Linked DNA regions of Homo sapiens: region 2 is linked to region 1. Evidence: read pairs that join two places in POLR2A ChIA-PET (ENCODE). Cell type or tissue: MCF 10A. All regions are shown on one strand.

Region 1 (2,500 bases):
AACAGTGGCCTTATTTTGATGTGGTCTGAGAGAGATGTGCAAAGAGTTTTTAGCGAAATATATTAGCTCTGATTTTCCAAACATGAATTCTTGGATTTCCTATGAATTCCTTCACTACATAATAATGGGATGTGTCTTTGGAAATTGTTACACCTACGTTTAGAGTATTGCTTTATGATTTTCAGAGTACATTATAATTCCTAATTAGTTTTTATGAGGTTGGATCACTTTTTCCACGTGTTGGTAGACAACTCGGGAGTGTTAATCTGAGCCCAAATAAGCACTTTTTTCAAGATCAAAGAGCAAGTGTTTGATAGGGACAGAACTGGCTGAGCTTAGGGTTTCCAGTAATCAGTGTGACAATTCTTCCTTCCTCAGAGATAAGCAAAGGGGCTTCTTTGAGCAAAGGGTAAATCTCTGTGCCTGAGAGGAGTGGTTCTCAAAGTATGGATGAGAACCTGTGAGGGTCCCCAAGACCTTTTGGGAGGTCTACAAGGCCAGGGGTCCTCCTTCCTCCATTACAGATCTATGTGAGGCCAGATCTTCAAATACTTCAGCCAAACAACATATCACATCAGAGTGAATGAAGAAGCAGGTGTGGGAATCCAGCTTTCTCCTATTAAGCCCCAAACTCAGCGAGCTTAACAAAAATGTAAAGCAATGCCACTGCTCTCACCAAAAATTTCATGTTTTAGAAAATATAGTAATTTTTAATAAAATATATTTATGCTAACATGTAAAATGTTTGTTATATTAAATGAATTAATAGTATATCTAAAAGTTTTTTAACTTTAATTTTTAATATGGTGCACATCAATAGATAGAACTCATACAAACAAAAGTTTTTTTAGGTCTTCAATAATTTTTAAAAATATAAAGGGGGTCCTGAGACCAAAAAGTTTGAGTCTCATTGTCCTAGATTTTTTGGCTTCTGCTTTGGGGTTTGGAATGTTTACATTAGCTGGCAGTTCTCAGACTTAAAAAAAAAAAACAACTTACCATACTACTGTTTGTGAAAAATATTAAGATGAAACTCATTTTTTTTTTCTGGGAAAGAAAAGGAACCCACAGGGTCTGAGCACTCCCTACTCCCCAACTAGAGGAGCCTGTGGTTCAAAGGGCATTCTTGGGCTAGAGGCGAGTGCTCCTCAGACAGTCACCGGGAAATCTGTTGCCTGGGGGTCAGGGAGCCTGGAAGGGGGTGGGGATAATCCTCACTCATTAACACATTAACATAGATTTGCTTAACACCGTGTTCAATGTCGTACCAGGCTCTTTGGGAAATAGGACCTCAGGGTTCAAAATTCAAGCCAGATAAGTTTTGGGGGAAGGAATGGGAATAAACTGCAAAGGCTCCTGGGATTCACACATGAGGCACCATGGAGTTGAAGAGTGGGAGGTGAAGAAAGAAGGACCGAAGCCCCACTTCATCTCTTCCATACTTTTGCATCATCCTGGCCATGGGCAAAAGAGTGATGAGGGCGAATGAGAAAGCCAATAAGAGGGAGAACAATCAGGAAAAGATGAGGCCGGAGGAGATCCACAGGGAAGGAGTGCTACCACTCCATCAAATGGCTGCTTGGGTTTCAGTTCTGGCAGCTGTGATCTCTCCAAAACCTGGAACCAGGGTTAGGACACTGCTGGGAAACACTCTGGGCTGTTCTCCTGGTTCTTGGCCCTGGGAGGGTTTAGCACGTAATGACTACTGCTTGCCATCAGACTTTTCTGAATGCATAGACTTTAAGATACACTGTAGACTGGTTGCAATGGAATGGCATATTGGTTAAGGTGTGACAAAGATGATGATCAATGTGTATATTTGGTGGAGAAAGAAAGATAATGATTTTTGTTTTGAATTTGATCAGCTTGAGAGGCTGCAGCTGGGTAGAGATGTCCAATAGACAGGAATCAGGATCGGGATCTTGAGCAAGGGATTGTGGTGGGACGTGTTGCCTTGGGAATCAGCATCACATAGAGATGGTAGAAGCTGTGAATCGATGAGATGACATTAATAACTGTATCTCTTTTGTTTTATCAGCTCTTCCATGTGGCCTATATTTTAATCAAATTTGCAAATTCTCCTCGCCCTGATCTTTGGGTCTTGGAAAGATCTGTAGACTTTGGAAGCACCTACTCACCATGGCAATATTTTGCTCGTAAGTAATCTTGCCTACCATGTTATGCATGGCTTTAATTACTTGGAACAGATAAAGACTATGGATTTAATTAGAAAATTAATCTTGGCTGGGTGTGGTGGCTCACCCCTATAATCCCAGCATTTTGGAAGGCCAAGGCGGGTGGATTACCTGAGGTCAGGAGTTTGAGACCAGCCTGGCCAACATGGTGAAACCCTGTCTCTACTAAAAATACAAAAATTAGCCAGGCACATGCCTGTTATCCCAGCTACTCGGGAGGCTGAGGTCGGATTATCACTTGAACCCAGGAAGCAGATGTTGCAGTGAGCCAAGATTGTACCACTGCACTCCAGCCTGGGCAACAG
Region 2 (2,500 bases), 110 kb before region 1:
AGCCCAGGAAGTGGAGGCTGCAGTGAGCCAAGATCACACCACTGCACCCCAGCATGGGTGACAGAGCGAGACACTGTGTCAAAACAAACAAATAAAAAAAGTAAAAAAAAAAAAAAAAACCCAACTAAGCAGGGCACTGTAAAGCACACATGCTCTGATGTGGAATGGGATATTCCTGTGTTCCATCTACTCTACTTTTATCTCTGCAGCCTAAATTAGAGCTTTTCTACCAACCACATCACACTGCTGACTCATTGAGTTTGTGGTCAACTAAAATCCTTAATTGTTTTCCTCAGGTGCTACAGCTAAGGCATTCTTTTTTCCCATCTAGCGTTGTTGAGTTGTTTGGCTCTCTGAACTGGACATCTGAGCTAATTGTAAGTAATTCAAAAACACATAACCTGGTTCTAAAACATGAATCATAAATATAAGATACTGTAGTTTCTAAATTTGGGCATAAGGTGTTTATTCAAAATGCCTACTCATAGATCCCCACCCTCAGCCCTGCCTTCAGTAGGTCTGGGGTGAGATCCAGAAATATGCCTTTTGACCAGTCATGTGGGTTGATTGTGTAGGCAGGTGGCAGGTGGGCCTCATGTGGAGAAACACTGCTATAAGAGGTCTCGAATTCGTAGGCAGGTAACATCCTATGGGGCTGCGTGTGGCTGGGTAGTGCTTCCCCAGAGGCAGGCTCTGTGGTGGGGGAGGGTGCTTGAGATGGGCTTTGAAGTGTGGGGAATGGAGAGGAGGGAGGCTGAAGGCTGAAGCTGGTGGTAGACGGCAGTGGTGAGGAGGCATCACAGAATTGCGTAACAGCAGGAATAAGCACCATTTCTAAGCTTTATCCTGTCAATTTTCCTAGCTAATAAAGTAATAAATTTTCCTGCCTAATAAAGTAACAGAAAAGATAAAATATGAAGATTCTTATGGAGGAACTGCTGTTATTTTTGTATGTATGTATGTATGTATGTCAGGGTCCTGCTCTGTCGCCCAGGCTGGCTGCAGTTGTGCAATCATGGCTCACTGCAGCCTTGAACTTTGGGCTCAAGCGATCTTCCTGCCCTAGCCTCTTGAGTAGCTGGGACTACAGGTGTATGTTACTGTGCCAGCTTTTAAAATATTTTTTACTTTTTTATAGATGGGGTCTTGCTATGTGGCCCAAGCCGGTCTAGAACTCCTGGGCTCAAGCAATCCTCCCACCCTAGCCTCCTGAGTAGCTGGCATCACAATACCTGACTAATTTTTTAAAAAATGTTTTATAGAGATAGGGTCTTGCTACATTGCCCAGGCTGGTCTCCAACTCCTGGTCTCAAGCAATCCTTTCACCTTGGCCTCCCAAAGTGCTGGAATTACAGGTGTGAGCCATCCCACCTGGCCTCTTTGATTTAATTAAAAAAATTTTTTTTAGACAGGGTTTCACTCTCACCCAGGCTGGAGTGCAGTGGCGCAATCATGACTCACTGCAGCCTTGACCTCCCAGGCTCAAGCGATCCTCTCATCTCAGCCTTCCAAGTAGCTGAGACTACAGGCACATGCAACCATGCCTGGCTAATTTTTGTATTTTTGATAAAGACGGGGTTTCGCCATATTGCCCAGGCTGGTCTTGAACTCCTGGGCTCAAGCGATCTGCCTGCCTCAGCCTCCCAAAGTGCTAGGTGTGGGCCACCATGCCCAGCCTCTTTTATTTTATAAAACACAGTTTTGGGGCATATAGATTTAGTAGCAGTGAGAACAATTGTTGAAGCAAAGTTTTGATGACAGAATCATTTAAAACTGAAAGCCTCTCAGCCCTCTCTTCTTCCCATGGAAAGCTCTTGGATACCTGCAGCTGACCTAATGGAAACCTGTGGAATTGCTCATCCTGAGTTCCATGTTCCATGGATTTCTGAGATAGTACAAACTGGCTCATGTACAAAGGCTTTAAGCCAGTATTCACTCGTTAACCAAGAAGACTGAAGCAGCCATATGGTCACTCACGATCATTTTGACCTTCGTTCAAAGAGTTGAGATTTAGGTTCATAGGACTTTACTTTCTATTTTTAGTTATCACTTTTATAATAGAAAATAAACTAATAATGTAAAAAAATATATAGTATTACTGTATGTTATACTCAGTAAGTTTGAAGGCATATACGTAGTACAATAGCAGGTTTCAGAAAAGACAAAACCTTATATGAAATTCACATCTACTTAATGGTTAGAATTTTATTATTTGATTTATTTTTTTGAGACAGAGTCTTCCTTTGTGACCCAGGCTGGAGTGCAGTGGCATGATCACGGCTCATTGCCGCCTTGACCTCTCGGGCTCAAGTGATCTGCCCGCCTCAGCCTCCCAAATAGCTGGGACTACAGGCATGTGCCACCATGCCCAGCGAATCCTTTTTTTTTTAATAGAGATGAGGTCTCGCTTTGTTGCCCAGGCTGGTCTTGAACTCCTGAGCTCAAACTATCCTCCTGCCTCAGCTTCCCAAAGTGCTAGGATTACAGGTGTGAGCCACCT

What was found. ChIA-PET counts read pairs that join two places held together with the same protein. Peaks named below come from ENCODE experiments on the same cell type or tissue, not always from the same donor. Only the 100,000 strongest peaks of a DNase experiment are listed, where the experiment ranks them.
Region 2: POLR2A ChIA-PET joins it to region 1 with 6 read pairs; 4 of 35 experiments call an interaction of 5 or more read pairs at or near these places.

The regions. Positions count from the first base shown.
Region 1 is chr18:23,745,905-23,748,404 of GRCh38, forward strand. It overlaps LAMA3 (laminin subunit alpha 3), which reads left to right. Exons shown (of 75, transcript NM_198129.4): 3 at 2,039-2,156. Among named protein-coding and RNA genes, the nearest start is that of LAMA3, 58 kb to the left of the region's middle. In MCF 10A, no CTCF peak of the experiment used is centred here; no DNase peak of the experiment used is centred here.
Region 2 is chr18:23,635,189-23,637,688 of GRCh38, forward strand. All of the region lies in intron 4 of ANKRD29 (ankyrin repeat domain 29), which reads right to left. Among named protein-coding and RNA genes, the nearest start is that of ANKRD29, 26 kb to the right of the region's middle. In MCF 10A, no CTCF peak of the experiment used is centred here; DNase peaks (open chromatin) are centred at 263, 523 and 1,453.